2 separate regions of the Mus musculus genome follow, and region 1 is linked to region 2. Evidence: chromatin loops called from intact Hi-C (ENCODE). Cell type or tissue: left cerebral cortex. All regions are shown on one strand.

Region 1 (8,000 bases), 110 kb after region 2:
ACCGAAAAAAAAAAAAAAAGAAAGAAAGAAAGAAAGAAAGCAAACAAACAGGGGTGTGGGGGGCGGGGGCTCTGGTGGGGAATTCAACAACATTCCTCAGAGAAGCCAAGCACATTGTCCCTCATCAGGGACATAAAATTCCTCCAGCAAATGTTCTGCCTGCCAAACGGCACCACTCCCGTCTACTGAGCATTTAGACTCTGGAGTATGTATTTCTCCACCAGTGTGGTTTATTTTCAATCTCCACAGTGTCATGCTAGGTTGAGACCATGATGGTGTCCAAGACACAGCATCTTAGGCCTCCCTGACACAGGGAAGTGACTTTCCATACTGTCACCATTGGTGACATCATGAATGCCTTCCTTCGGGTGCTGGAAAGTTTCCTTTACTGTTTTGTTGGTTTTGGTTTCTGGAGATTGGAGTCCCACACTATAACCAGGATGGCTTGGACCTCAGGACCATCTCCAGCATGGGCATATCAGATGTGAGACCTGTCCGCAGGTGCTCAGAATACACACTGGAAGGGAGGAAGGGCTAAGTGAAGAAGATGGTGAGGAAGCACAAGGTGGTGTGTGTGTGTGTGTGTGTGTACTTCTTACCCCACCCCCACCTCCCCAGCTTCTAACTTCTCGGCTCGGGTTGGGCACAGGGTTCAAAGGTGAGCGGGACCACTGGCGAAGCGGGCGGACCATCTGCATCAAGACCCATGAAAGCGGCCAGAAGGAGATCGAGGCCTTCGACGCAGCCATTCTGCTCATCCGCAACCCCTACAAGGCCCTCATGGCTGAGTTCAACCGCAAATATGGAGGCCACATAGGCTTTGCCGCCCACGCCCACTGGAAAGGCAAAGGTGACAGGAGGGAGGGTCGTGGACAGTGTGAGGTGCGGGTAATCAGCAAGGAGCTCTTAAGAGAGCTGTGCAAAGCAGCAGTTCTGAGCAGCAGAGGCACCCGAGCACCAGTAGCTAAGGATTCTGACTTTCTGGACTTGGGGAGGGGGTGATAAAATTGTGGGGTGCAAAAGCCTGGGTAGTTCACCCTCTTCCCAGCAGCTATGGTTCTTGCTACAGTGACAGAGGCACTGCTAGTCGAACCCAGCTGGCATGGATTGCCACGAGGCACTGCTAGTCGAACCCAGCTGGCATGGATTACCATGTTTGTGGGTCCTCTCCTGGGTATGGCACGGTCTGTGTCTAGCCCCAGCCTATGTGATTGTGTGAGCCTACGGCTGTGTGACCAGTTATCACTGTAATGAACCTGCTGCATTCAGAGAGACCAGTGGATCCGCTGGTGTCACAGCAAGCAGGGCCCTATGCTAGGTGAAGAGGCAGGCTTGTGTCAATGAGCAGACAGGGGCTGGAACACGGAATTCAAACCCATCTGGGTCTGAGCCGAACCCTGGTTCTCTCTTTACTAACGAGGAACCGGACAAAGACCACTAAGGTCACAGGATACACAGCAGTCAAGCTAGCCAGCTCTCATCTTCCCAGGCTTCCTGGGGACTGAGAGAAGGGGAGGAGGGGTTATCAACTGGTCTCTGAGCAACCCCTCTCTCTGTCAAACCCTCAAGGAACTAGGGAAGAACTGTTCTTGTGGCAGGGTATATAGGCTTGGTACGCACCCCAGGTCTGCTGAGCTAGGATCCCAACCCAAGCACTGATCGATACCCCCACACCAGCCTCCACGTCCCCAAGAGTATACTTTCCCAACAGCCACCTTGCTAGCCTGTTTCCTTATTTAAGACCCCTGAACCCCTAGACCAACACCAAGTCAGGGCATTGAGCCAACTCAAAACCAACAGAGGGCGAGTAGAGGATCAGTCCACGTTCATCTCATACTGGGGCTATATTAGCCCCAGAAACCCCTCTCAGGTCAAGAGCGCTCTCCCCAGAACAGGGCCCCCATTCTCCACCCCACCCACCCATTCCTCTCCTTGACACCCTAGGCACCAGAACAACAGGGGGGCTCATTAGCAATGTAAATCATCAGGCTCCACTCCAGACTACACATATGTGCGCGCGCACACACACACACACACACACACACACTTCACTGCCTGAAACCCTTACTGCTCATATGTGGCTGGGGACCAGCTGCGGCAGTGTCATCTGGGAAACTTGAGGGTCTGTGTCCAACCAGATTCCTCAGGGGCTCCAATGCTCTCACAGGTTTTGAGACCTGCCTTGGGACACCCTGACCTGGGAGAAGCAGAGGCTACGTAGCCACCGAGTGTGTCCAGTCCCTGTGGTCCTGTCCTCTCCTGATCAGAGCCAAGAGATAAGCCTCCCCACCCCCCATGACTTTCGTTCTATAACGTTAATTTTACAGCCCCTCTGGAGCAGGACGGAGGCGAAATTTTATGTGATATGATTACACAAGGTGAATTGTCCTGGATCTGTTTAATGAAACAGATCCTGTGTTTAATGACTCCGTGGGGAACTGGCACCAAGAAACCATTAATCAGGGCCTGGTTCCTCCTGACGACAAGAAGCTGGAGTGAAGACCGCCAGGCTGTGCACAGACAGGTGCACCCTGCGGCTCCTCAGGGTACCTTTGTTTCCAGATTTGTGGGTGCTGACCAATTATTACCAGGAGCCCTGAGCTAGCAGAGGGCTTTTTGTTTCTGTTCTCCTTTGCAATGGAGTCCTTTAGGAGCTTTGAGAGGTGGGGGTTGGAATAGTGTGGGCGCGCATCTGGTATGGGAGAGCTCGGGACAGCTAAGGGAGCTGCTATGCTTTTGTGGGGAACTCAGGCCAGCAGGAAGGCACATGTGGGGAGTCTCAGGAAAAGCTGGGAGCTGCCATCAGCAGGGATTGTCCTAAGCAGCAGTTACTCTTCTGCACCTGGTACTTCCTCAGGATCTTTGCAAAGCTTATCATCCTAAGATATCAAGGCTGCCTGTTTGCAAATCAGTACACAGAAACCCAAAGAGAGCAAATAGCACCAACAAGATCACCCAGTGCAGGTGGAGAAGAACAGGGTCTCCAGCCCTGGGCACCTGACTGCAGAGTCATCTATAGACAGCCCCCCTAGAACAAGAGCTGCAGGCGATAGGATCAGACGCTCATCTTGACACACCAGGCAAATGTCTTCAAGAGGGTTACATATGGCCTCACCTGAAGTCTAGATCTGTGGGGTGCTAGGTGACCTCACCTAGGGGTTCTTCTTGGATGGTAGTAGCTGTCCTGAGTCACCGAGGATACCAGGAGGTGATCAGAACTAGGGACAGGCTGACGGAGAGGGAAGGAGCCCCTGTGTATGCTTAAACTTTCCCTAATCTCCCAGATACATCTGGTCCTAACCCATTATAACAGTACGGGCCCAATTAGTCAGCTGCCTTGTAAATAATCTATTTGAAGAATAAAAAATAACCTGTCGTCAGCATAAATATTTCTCAAGCAGCCGCGGGATTTCAGGAGGGGACTGGGAGGGGCGTCTAAGGACAGCTCCGATGTGTTCTGTCAGGAACAGCAGCCCTTCATCACGGTGCAATTTAGCTGTTGGAAATTTCAATTTAGTTCAGCAGCGAATCCCCCCACCCCCAGCTCCTGCTGGGTATCAGGCTGTGGGAAGGAGCCAGGGATAAGGCTGGTCGTGGCAGGAGAGAATCAGGGCCAGAGTGTAAGACAAGGTGGACTGGATGGTGTTTCCCTGCTGTGGGACCTGTTCACTTTACCTGTCTGGGCCTCAGTTTCCCTCCTGGTGATGAACATACGGTAGTTTCCAATGGGGTGGTTGGTAAGGATCTGTCGCCTAGCAAGGGGATAGGATTGAGGAGGCTTGTAAGGTCCCCCAACCAAGCTGGAGAGACTCACCGGTCTCTTATGCGCTGCTCCCTCTAGAGGGACTGAGGAGAACTGCACCCTCTGCCATTTAAGCCCCCAGTGTGCTGCCTCTTGGAATTCTCCAGCTCTCCACTGCGTTGAGGCTGTTTGCAGCATCCCGTGCCCACCTTTGGCCGCCTCCCAGCTTCTCTCCCACCTGAGCCTCAGCAGCTCTCCCTGAGATCGGCTCTACAACTACCCCTAAGTTCATGCCATGTAACCTATCTAAGGCACCCTCCCAGTCAGGTGACTTTCTATCACATAGCAAGATGGCTGATGAGCACCCCCAAGAAGAGACAGTCCATGACAGTTTGAGTAGAGAGACCACAACAAGAGACTTAACAACAATCCTAACCCCACCCCCAGGGGCTCAGGGTGCGGTGGAGACAGATGCGTAAGCAGGGTGACCACACAGTAATGGCTCGCCCTGTGATCAGGAAGAATGAGGCCTGGGGAGCCCAAAGGAAGCCTGTGTGACCCCCCCCCCCGCCCCCCGCCAGGGGTGATGACGTCATACTTGAGAAAGCTCAATCAGTGAGGACAACAGCCACGAGTATTGAACAACTGCAGGGCTCAGGCCAATGTGAGCTCAGCCACGCCCTGTTTACAGCCCACCATTCCCTGTGAGCTGACCTTGCTTACAATACCTTGGTAGTAAAAGTCCCACTTGGCGCAGCCAGCCAGACCTCCCAGATCCTGCTCTGCCTCTCATTCTAAGTGATCTTAAAAAGCCCCTTGTTTATTCTATGCCTCAGTTTCCCATTCTGTTAAATGATGGCAAAGTAGTGATAGATACCTGTGGAGACTGAGTAGAGTTAACTCCTGCCTGCATCTATATAGTGAAAATACAATCACAATCCAGCAATACACCTTTATAATTAATATACTAATGGAAATCATAGACCTATGGTATGAATAAGTTACATAAATTATACATACCACAAACCTATTTTATAAGGCTGGGCATGGTGGCACATGCCTTTAATCCCAGGACTGAGGAGTCAAGGCAGGGGGATCTCGAGTGTGAGGCCAGCCTGGTCTACAGAGCGAGTTCTAAGCTAGCCAGGGCTACACAGCGAAACCCTGTCCTGAAAACAAAATCTATTTTATATATGTTTTATAAAATTTTCATAGTATAGTTTGGGAATATGTTGGAAGTACTTAGATATAACCTAATCTTTTAATCAGAATAGAGTCTTTGATGTGGTGCCTTCCTTTTTCTTTCTTTCTTCTTTCCTTCCTTCCTTTCTTTTTCTTTCTTCCTTCCTTTCTTTCTTTCTTTCTTTCTGTTTATGAAATCATCTAGTTTATCCTTTGAGGAAGGCTCTGTAACTTTAAATTTAGTTATCCCATTTAAAAGTATTTTACAATACTATGTGTTATTCATTAACTAATAGTCCAAATTGAATAAACAAATGTAAATGTTCACCAAAAAGTCTTACAACCATTATTGAATTTAGCAGGAACATTCCAGATAGACATAACTCTCTAAATAATTTTTAAATGACTAAAGCAATGACTGACTATTCAAAACACAAAGGCTTTGTTCAATTGGGGAACATTTAATCCCAGGTTTAAATGTCCATTTAGTCAAAGGATAAACAAAGGATTTGTTGTTGTTGTTGTTTTAAGTGTTTTTTGTTTTTTGTTTTTTTTTTGTAAAAATTATTAAGAACAAATCGATACTTAAAAAAAGCATCAAATTTATCTCAGGGTATTGAATTGACCTTAAGTTTTGTAGCTTCAATATTATTTTAACCTCATTATAACCATATACATTTTAAAAATCCTTTTGTGATATATTTTGATCTTATGATTATTATAAAACTTAGAAAACAATTTTAATGAGGTAATTTTAAAAGGAAGTTCAGGAAGCTATAATGTAAACCATAGGACATATGGAATCTTTAAGATCCAATAGTTAAAATCCAGGTAAAGGACACTGACTAAATTTAAATGAAATATTTGTTAGAGATTTAAGCCACTCTGACAAGTATCTTGAAGTGTTTTGCTTTTGGGTAAATTTTGGTTTTGGTTGTCACTAATGGAAAAAGCATTTCCTTTTATTGGTCTTTTCCAGGCATCAAAAGTATAAGACGTCCAGAGTACAACAGAGCTTAGCATTCATGACTTTATGAATCTTTTTAATTAAAAAGAGTCTAATAATTCCATTAAATATCTAATTAGAGTATAGCACATTAAGAAGATCTGTAAATTCTAAAATCTCTATGCCAACCCCAAAGTAAGTTTTTAAAATGACAATTCAAAAAATACATATTTAGGGTTTTTTTGCCAAGATACAGATCTTGAGGCCCCCCCCCCCCCACGTTTTGTTCCTTCACTTTTAAAGAGACAGTGATGCTCAAAGCTATTCCTGATATGCTGGTATGCATATAAACACTCATATAAACAAGACATGTCGAAAGCACAGACGTGAGCTAGCTTTTTAATCTCTGGGATAAAGATCTGTGTCTGGGACAGGATGGGATGGGGTGTGGAGAGGAGGGTTGGGGGAGGGCAGCAACTGTCACTAGGAAAAATGTATGCTAGAAAGGAGAGAGTATGTCATAGTTACTTCATAGCCCACGGTGATAAGGACCAAGGAGGTAACATCTTTATAAGAATCATATCCTGTTCTTAAAGTTATTCATGTTGTTTAAATGTTTAAATTTGAAGACATGCTAATTGTCCCAAAGAAAGATATAGGACCGGGGGGGGGGGGGGCTGGAGAGATGGCTCAGCGGTTAAGAATATTGACTGCTCTTCTGAAGGACCGGAGTTCAAATCCCAGCAACCACATGGTGGCTCACAACCATCTGTAATGAGATCTGATGCCCTCTTCTGGGGTGTCTGAAGACAGCTACCGTATATCTACATATAATAATAAATAAATCTTTTTTTTAAAAAGATATAGAACCATTGAAAGAGCCATTAAAAGAATAAGAAAGAGATTTAGTTAATGTGGTCACACTGGGTAGGGGGACAATGAGATCTGGCAAACCCCTCAAGTTTGTTTTTAGGGACCTGAAATAAAACCTGAGAGGGGTGAGTAGTCTGGTCCCTGTCTTTGTCTGGGCTTCAGACTTGTCTATAAGGTGTTACAATGTTGCCAGAACTCTCTGAAATCTCTCTCAGGGAGACACTTTCCCTTCCAGCTGGCAACCCTCCCCTCTCTCAGCATGAGCGTCCTGGGGGAGCTCCTATATCCTTAGGGTCCTTTGCTTCACAGTCTATTAGTCACATAGCTCTTGAGAATATCTTCATTTCTGCCAGACTGGTCACTTGGGGGATCAAGTTTTATGATGACAATGCCCAGAAAAGCCATGTGTTACTACAAATGACCCAGGGGCAGAGCTGGGTGGGTCTGAGAAATGTCTATGTTTGTGTCAGGGCCACTCATGACATCTAGAGAGTTTCTTGTTAGACCCATGGAAGCAAAGGAACACAGGACCTCACAGGAAAATTCAGGAAACTCCCCTTGAAGATGGGTCTCAGCTTAAGTCCCCAGGAGTGCTGGAGAGGGGCCAGAGACATTTGGTTACTGTTAATAGCCTGAGGGACGAGTCCCCCCAAGTTCAGGCCAAGCTGACATTTGGGGCTTTGAGGCTGAAAGGAAGACCCTTACCCATAAGCATGAGAGTTAAATGAAACAGGCTACTCAAAAGACTCAGACTAGGGAAAGGAAGGCGGGCCGGCTGTTTTTGGAGTTTGCCTTGGTTTTGACGGAAACCCCTCTAAGAAAGGTGGTGGTGGTGGTGGTTGATTTTGGTTTGGGGATTTATTTTGGGGTCTGGGTTTGTTTGGCTTGGGATGGTTTTTGTTTTTCTGGGGGGGGTGTTTTTTGTTTGTTGGGATTTTTTGTGATTTTGTTTTTGTTTTGGGTTTTTTTGGGGTTGGTTTTTTTGGTTGGGGTGGGGGCTTGTTTGTTTGCATTTACTTTGACTCACGTGACTCTAAGAGCTCCTTACTCTTCTGAGTTACCAATTTGATCACGTTTTTAGAGAGCGTTTTATGTTTTAGTTAAAGCGGCTGCTGATCTGTGATTTTTTTTTAAGACATTTATTGCCTAGGACTTTTGTTAAACGCAAAACCTACACCTGGAGGAGGAGAGTGCCTTGGTCATCTTTAGTCTACCCCGCCCCACCCCCTCACACACACACACACACACACACACAAA
Region 2 (8,000 bases):
GCCATCAGCCTTCCACTGTTAATCCACCTGCTGTCCAGGGTGAACCCAAGCCGGCCTCACCCGCAGCCCTGCTTAACCCTCTCGCTGCTCGGGATTGTCATAACCATCCCCACCATGGAGATTCCCCCAGCAGCTCCCACTACAGTAGAGGGAGAAAATCACCCAGCCCTGCCCACAGCTGAAGCCTGAAGCTCTGGGTGCTGTCTTCTGTCCCCCCCCCCCCCCACACACACACATATTCTTGGTGATATGGGGGTGTTGAGGTCATAACTCGGAGATTCATTTGCCCTGCTGGATTAAAAACCTCCACTGTGATTGGCCCCTGAAGCTTATCCCAGCCTTGCCCAAAAGTTAGATGCCTTACAAAGACTCTCTTCACACTACGGGCTAATAGATGGCCAAGGATTTTCATTTCGAGTTTCCCTTCCCACTGCCGGGCACTCTGCAGAGCTGCAAGCACGCCAAAGCTGGTTTAGCACTTGATGTTGCTTTGTTTTCCTGGTGAGCCTGTAAGATGCAGCTGCTGTCATAGCCATGGCACCAGAGGCTGGAGCTTCCATGGGGGACCCTGCTCAAAGTCACACTGCAATGCTGAATATGTGCTCTCTCTCTCTCTCTCCCTCTCTCTCTCTCTCTCTCACACACACACACACACACACACACACACACACTCACTCACTCACACACACACTCTCACAAACACACACATACACACTCACTCTCACACATGCACACAACACACACACACACTCTCACAAACACTCACACACACTCACACACACTCATACACAGCCCAGGTTTCGGTGTGCATGTGTCCAGCCCCTCCCACACCTGCTCCAGACCCTTCTTAGCAAAGATTCTCAGAATTCCCATAACTCCGTTAAAGAAGTACAACCCTGGATAGGAAGGATCATTGGTCCTGTCCTTCCATCTCTGATTTCCTCCACAACAGAGGTCAGCAAGCCAGGATCCAGACCCACCAGGCTGTAAATAAGGCTTTATTTAAACAGGCTTAGCCACAGGCAGTACTTAAGCGTTTTGTGTGCTGCCTAAGAGGAAAAGGCAAAGACACCCACTTCATAATAAGAGCTCTCTAGAGGCTCAGATTCCCAAAAGAGAGACAATGTATCCTAAGACATTTCAAAGCCAGGAGTCAGTCTAGAATGACAGTCGTGCTGACTAAGCAGTTGAAACATCTTAAGGTGAGCCCCTCCTCCATGCCTCTGCCTGACCTAGTGCTGCCGCCCTGTCAGGACCAGAGTCCTCACACAGATCGTCTGCCCCGTGTCCCGCACGCTGCCTGCTGGTCCGGAAGTTCTCCAGGACTGGGAAATTTAAGGGCTTATGGGAAAGTTAGGAAGTAAGACAGGCTGTTAGGTAAAACAAAGAACTCAGCCCACACAGGGAATCCCAGCTTGGGAGGCTCAGCAGGAGGATTACCTTGAGTTTGAAGCTAGGCAGGGCTGCACAGCAAGACCTCATCTCTGTAAGCCAAGGAAGAAAAAGAGCTGAGGGGGGAATGGGGACAGGAAACAGAAACAGAAAAACAGACAGAAGGGCAGAAAAGGAAAGAGGGTGGAAGACAGGAGAATGAGAGGGTATGGGGTGTGATGGGGGTGGGGGAACAAGCTCAGGGGATAGCTCCTACTCCAGAATGCTGAAGAGTTTTAAGAATCATGTGGCTCCAGGGACTCTCTGATGAGGGCCATTTTAGAAGAAGCACCGGAACTTTTGACCTGGCCCTGATGGCAGAGCACCAGTCTCAAGAAAAGATCACTGGTCCCTTGCTCCTTCCCACTGGGTGGGGCTGGGTCGTTGCGGGGCAAGCTTTGGAGATCACTTGCACCCTAGCTCTGCAGCTGACTAGCTATGGAGGACCCACCCTAAAGCTGCCTTCGTGCCTCGTGCCCGTCAGCCATCCAAGACCCTGCCTTATGGATGGAGAAACTGAGGCTTCTTTGCCATGGCATGCCTCTGGCCATAGAGGGTCTCCATAGTGGGGAAGTTGCCATGGTGATGCAGTCTCTTACTCGGGTGGAGTCTGGTTTCATTACCCTTAGCATGGGGTCCACAGAGGCTGAGGCAGCCACACCCCCTTCCTCACCACAGCTCCAAGGAGAAAGATGTTAACCAAATATCCTCCATGCTGTAAGTAATTGGAAGTCATAGTGAACTGTAGCCAGGGCTGGTTACGCCTCTGACCAAACATAGTTTATTTTGAGCATCTGTGACTGTTATTAATAAATAAGAGCTCTAGAGTTCATTGCTAAACCGAGACCCACTCCTTTACCACACTAGGTTCAGGCACGACAAACAAAATCACGCCACGCAGACACCCACCCTAACCTGAAGGAGTCGACCTACTTGAACCCAGCCCAAAATCTTTTGTTAATGTCTCCCAGCTCCATCATGCGTTTCTGCCTGCATTGGATACTGGAGCTGGTGGAGATGAGCTCTAGAGAAGGAATGGAGGGAGTACCATCCCCCTCGCCAGCTGCTGAGTGCCTTCAGTGAGTGGGGGGGGGGGGGTCCTAGAATGAAAATTGAAAACAGCAGAGGTCCCTCTGGGCAGGACATTCCACTCCTTTAATGCATCTTTCCCAAGCCCACATGGTTTCTCATCAGCCACAGCCCTGCACATCACAGGCTCATAAATGCTGTTTCCCTTGCCAATGATTGGCTGAGAGTGAGCATGTGACTCACTATAGCCAATGATTGGCTGAGAGTGTGCATGTGACCCAGTATAGCCAATGATTGGCTGAGATTGAGCATGTGACTCAGTATAATGCGGAAGACACCTAGGCTCTTTCGAAAGACTAAGTCCATTAGCGAGGCCACCCAAAAGCCCACACACTCGGCTGGAGCTAAGGCCAGGTGGTTAATAGCACATCCCGCTCTTGCAGAAGACAAAGTTCACTTCCCAGCTTCCACATCAGGAGGCTCATGGTTGCCTGTGACTCCAGCTTCAGAATACACACACACACACCTTAAAACATCTTAAGAAGGAAGGACACCCCCCCCAACTATACTCTGGGAGCTTGGAGTGGATAGAACCCCGCAGAGGGGAGTCATACTGCCAGAAGATTCCAGTGGATAAACAGGCAGAGTGCAGCCAGGTGGGGATGGCGCTCATTTGTTCTGCCCAGTCTACACCCAAACGCTGCTCTAGTACAGACTTCCTTCCTGGGTCACTCGGCTTCCTTCACTTGACCCCACAGCATCACAATCACAACTCTGTCTCTGTAGAACAGTGAGGGCACAGAGCAGCAGGCACGCTGCCCAGGGTGACACAATGGGATCTTCTACCATTGCCCCAGAATCCTCTGCCTTCACCTCCCTCCACCAGAACTGACACATAGCCGAGCCCTAAGAATGGACATTCTGACAGTTACAGCCATTGAGTAGCCAAGGTGGCCTGTGCTGAATGCTGAGGGAATGGAGACCCAATCCCCAAAGAAGGAAGGGAAGACAGCAATGACAGAGTATGATTGACAGGTAGGAGAGATCACAGGGGCTGGTCAAGGCTTTGCCAGCCACCGTGCCTGGGGCAGTGATACTGTAAAAAACATGCCTGACATTGAGACGGCATGGTCTCTTCCTGCTGTGGGTGGACCATATCCAGTCACCTGTCAATCCCTTTGCTAGGGAAATAGGAGTAGTTGTCAAACATTCAATGTGTCCTTGCAAGGTGCTCCGGGGAGGACTCCAGGTGGTCCTAACGATGATAACAGAACAGCATAGAATCACACTGCACAGTGCTGGCCCAAGTCACCATCAGCTGTGTGGCCTCAGCCATTCCCTGTCCTCTGAAGGCTGTTCACATGTCCTTCTGTGAAATCATGGGAAATTCCTTGACTCTATGATGAAGATGTCAGGAAAGAAGATGGAGCCCTCTGCCCCCAGCTACAACCATGACTGTGCTTTCTCGTTCCATGGCTCCGGGGGGGGGGGTTGTCTCTCTAAAATCTTCTTTGAAGAGGTTCCTGATACTAAAAAGGGGGACATGGAGGAAAGGGTGAAGGGGATGAGGAGGAAGAGGAGGAGGGTGAGAAAGAAGACAGAATAGGAAGAAGAGGCGACATGGAGAAGGGAGTGGGGGGCGAAAAAGAGGAGGAGGAAGGGAGAGAGGGGAATGTGGAAATGGGAAGGGTGCCCACCGCCCACGGGGCAGGGTGAGAGGAAGCAATAGAAGAATAAGAAGGGGAGGAAAGGGATGGGGGGGTGGCAGGGAGAAGAGAGACAACTCGAGAGGAGGGAAGAGGGGAAGAGAGAAAAGGGAAAAGTTAGAAGAGGTAGAGGCAGGGTAAACAACACCAGCTCAGAAGCCCCTGGTAGAAGATTTTCTGTTACTCGGTGGCTGTACTGGCTGGTTTTGTGTGTCAACCTGACACAGGCTGGAGCTATCACAGAGAAAGGAGCTTCAGTTGGGAAACAGCCTCCGTGAGATTCAGCTGTAGGGCATTTTCTCAATTAGTGATCAAAGGGGGAGGGTCCCTTGTGGGTGGAGTCATTCCTAGGCTGGTATTCTTGGGTTCTATAAGAAAGCAAGCTGAGCAAGCCAGGAGAAGCAAGCCAGTAAGAAACATCCCTCCATGGCCTCTGCATCAGCTCCTGCTTCTTGACCTGCTTGAGTTCTTGTCCTGACTTCCTTTGGTAATGAACAGCAATATGGAAAGTGTAAGCTGAATAAACCCTTTCCTCCCCAACTTGCTTCTTGGTCATAGTGTTTTGTGTAGGAATAGGAACCCTGACTAAGACAGTGGCTAAGGGCACCATCTTAGAAGTCTCCCCAGGCCTGGATCCTCTGCTGCCAGACAAGAATGTAGCCTTTGCTCTGACCCTGGCCAGGAGGGGGCGCTGGAACTCCTTTCATTTTGACAGTCCAGGAGGGTATTTAATTTGCACTTTCCTAACGCTGGGGAATGTGAGCATCTTTTCCTTTGTTTCTTAGCCACATGGATTTTGTCCATAAAATCCTAACTTTCCCTCTTCTCTTTTCTTCTTTTTTTCTTTTCCTTTTTTCTTTTTTTGCCATTTGTCGCGTGTGTGTGTGTGTGTGTGTGTGTGTGTGTGTGTGTGTTTAACACTGTGGATATAATCATAAATCTAATATAGTCATGCAATATGGATTTTTTAAAAGATATTTATCTTACTAGTAGTCCAGGCTGGCCTTGAACTTATAAAAATCCTCCTGCCTCAACATCTGAGAGGGCTGGGATTTCAGGTATGAGCTACCATGCCCTATATATAGTGTGGATTTTAAAAATCTTTTACTGGCTTTTGCTTTGTTTTTAATCTCATGATAAGGGCACAGACTGTACTATCCTGGGAGGATTAAACAGCTTAATTTGGGATTCCTGGTGTATTATCAGATAGTTTATTCTGTTACTGACCAGCTCAGAGCACAGGGATGTGGTTCTGTGGTTATTCGGATATGTGCGCATCTTTGGAGTTGGTTACAATCCTAAGGCCAGGCAAAGTGATCTGTAGGAATTCCCCGTGAAGAGGCACTCAAAACCTGGAACCTGGCTGACCTGTGTCTACTTGGTTGAGAAGTGGGTGGCATGACTGATCCACGCTGGGCACTATGCTCTAGAGGCAGCATCAAAGATACGCTCATCCCTGGGAGGTGGAGGCCAGTGGGAATTCTCTATGAACAAGAGAAATTAGCAAGGTAGCACCTGTGAATCATCTCGGCTGGTCAGTCCTGCCAGGGACACCGCTTGTGGCAGAAGCAGACCTCACCAAACATGAGCCGGTATCCGGGTCTCTGGTTGCTGGGTTACACCAGCAGGGAGCGCTGGGTTATATCAGCATTGGTTGCTGGGTTACACCAGCATGCACTTGTACCATTTTGTATCTATTTCTCGTTCTGATGAGGCTACTGTGTAACAAATAGCCCTAGAAAGGTTGGAGATAAACAGCAACAGTGTGGCAGCATGGCCAGCCACTCTGATTTGCTGTTCTAAATAAGCTTTCTTAACCCTCTGGGCTCATCCAACCAACAGCAGGCTCTTTTTCACCCATCTTCTATGGTCCTTAGACAAACAAACAGCCTGGGTGTGGTCTCCTGGTGTGGACAAGGGCACCAGCAGGATTGAGCCTTTTCTTGCCCCGGTGTGAGCAGTTCACCTTCACTGTGACTCCAGTGGGTTTGTGGTCACCTGGGAGACCCGAATGTGTCTGTGAGGATGTTTCCAGAGCGGAGTGAAGACCCACCCACCCTCCACTCACAGCTCTTAGGTATCAAGGGCTAAATAAAAATGTGATGAGCTGAGCGCTGCCATTCATCACTTCGTGCTTCCTGCCTACAGATGCTAAGTGACCCTCTGACTCATGCTCCTTCACCACCATCTCCCACCATCACCGCGACCTCCCCCACCATGATGGAAAACACCCTCAGACTCTGAGCTGGGGTCAACCCTCCCTTCCTGAAGTTGCTTTTGTTGGGTGTTTGTAACAGCAGCAGGGAAAATGGAGGAGGGGTGGCACATGGGGGAGGGGTAGTTTAATCCCAAAGCCAAGGACAAGAGTCATGGACAGAGAAGGTACTGGGGTCTTTGCTGCTGTGATCACAGCAGTGCAGCAGGCAGGCTACAGAAACAGGTCTGGATGGGACCCACCATTTGCTGCTGAGGTTTTACATGGGATCCCTTCCCAGAAATCCCCCCACCCAGCCCTAGGTCACACCACAACCTTCTTGCTTTCTCTCAGCTCTTTGCCAAGGGACAGAAATCTCTGCAGTGCGGCCCTCCTGCTGCTAATGGCTTCTCTGTCTCTCTTAGGGATTGTGCACCAGGAGACCTCACTAGCTTCTTCTGATGATGTTCTCAGTGCCCCCAGTCCTAGCCATGCAGACGACAGTGACACAGCTCTGCAGCTCCTTTCACAGGGACTCCACAGCCACTGTGTCTTTTTCCTGATCACTGGCAAGCACTGGGTAAGTGTTATATGGTTCGCCTTTCTCACTGTGAGCACCAGCAAGGTGTGGATTGTTTCCATGTCAAGACAAACGATGGCTGGCTCATCAGGGTTCAGCAGAAAATGGAGAAACTTCTGCCCCTGGATTCTTTCTAACGGTCTGAAGGCTCAGGATCCTGCATGTGACCCACCCTGTTTGGACTTGGATGGAGTCTCCTTGACTGTTGCTAATGCAAGTGACAATGGAGGGATGGAGATGTCCAAGGGGAGGGAGTGGTTGACTTAAAGGTGCCAGGGCCTGTGGATGCAGGAGGGGACTCTGGAGTCTTTTCACCTGTGCAGAACAGCCCTGCTCAGAGACAACAGGGCACATGAGCATTGATCGTCAGCTTCTGTGGAATCTGCCCTGAGAAAAGGAAGGAGCCGCCAACCTAGAACAGAAGCTCCCCCTAGTTCTATGTCATTGGCAAGTGACTAGACCTCTCTGGGCCTTGGCCAACTTACCTGTAATGTAGATTCAGTGGTCAACATTGTTCCTCAACTTGACTGGATTAGAAACACCCAGGGGTTTGGTAAGCCCACTTCTGGGTGTGTCTGTGAGCTGTTTTCAGAGACCTTAGATTGACAGTCTGATCCAATTGATGGACCAATGACTTCATAGAACGATAGGCTGCCAAGTCAAGAGTTGGACTGGAGGGGTGTTCTTGGGATCTCGGTCCTCTTCTTTCACAGCCCCCTCCTGTTCACCAAGAATTAGGGTATAACCTCTACCAGGCTCTCCCAGCTCTTGCTGCCATGTTCTGCCCAAGTGCTCAAGCCGAGCGACTAGGGACTGAACCCTCTGAAAACAGAAGGCATGCGCTAAGCCCAGTCCTTTCCCCTTTAAGTTTTTTGTGTGAGGCATCTGTCACAGGCACAATGAGAACTTAACTAATGCCACGGCCCAGCGGCTCAGCCGTGGGTAAGAGCTGTGAGCTCACACTCAGGAAGTTGGGCTCAGAATCCAGTCTCCCACAAACAGCAGCACCACCCCTTTAGATACACAGAGTGGGGCTCTCTGGGCAGTCTGGAGGAAAAAG

What was found. A loop is a pair of places that touch in the nucleus more often than their neighbours do. Peaks named below come from ENCODE experiments on the same cell type or tissue, not always from the same donor. Only the 100,000 strongest peaks of a DNase experiment are listed, where the experiment ranks them.
Region 1: a loop joins it to region 2, with 2.2 times the contacts of the local background. A loop is called at or near these places in 3 of 42 quality-filtered maps.

What each region holds. Positions count from the first base shown.
Region 1 is chr5:113,576,614-113,584,613 of GRCm38, forward strand. Wscd2 (WSC domain containing 2) reads left to right here. Exons shown (of 9, transcript NM_177292.3): 8 at 650-850. Among named protein-coding and RNA genes, the nearest start is that of Gm42002, 23 kb to the right of the region's middle. In left cerebral cortex, a CTCF peak has its summit at 3,847; DNase peaks (open chromatin) are centred at 1,086, 2,721 and 3,047; H3K27ac peaks cover 522 bases.
Region 2 is chr5:113,466,761-113,474,760 of GRCm38, forward strand. It overlaps Gm30812 (a long non-coding RNA gene), which reads left to right. Exons shown (of 3, transcript XR_389557.3): 2 at 6,786-6,940. Among named protein-coding and RNA genes, the nearest start is that of Gm30812, 6.0 kb to the left of the region's middle. In left cerebral cortex, CTCF peaks have their summits at 4,853 (motif pointing right) and 5,771 (motif pointing right); DNase peaks (open chromatin) are centred at 3,259 and 4,851.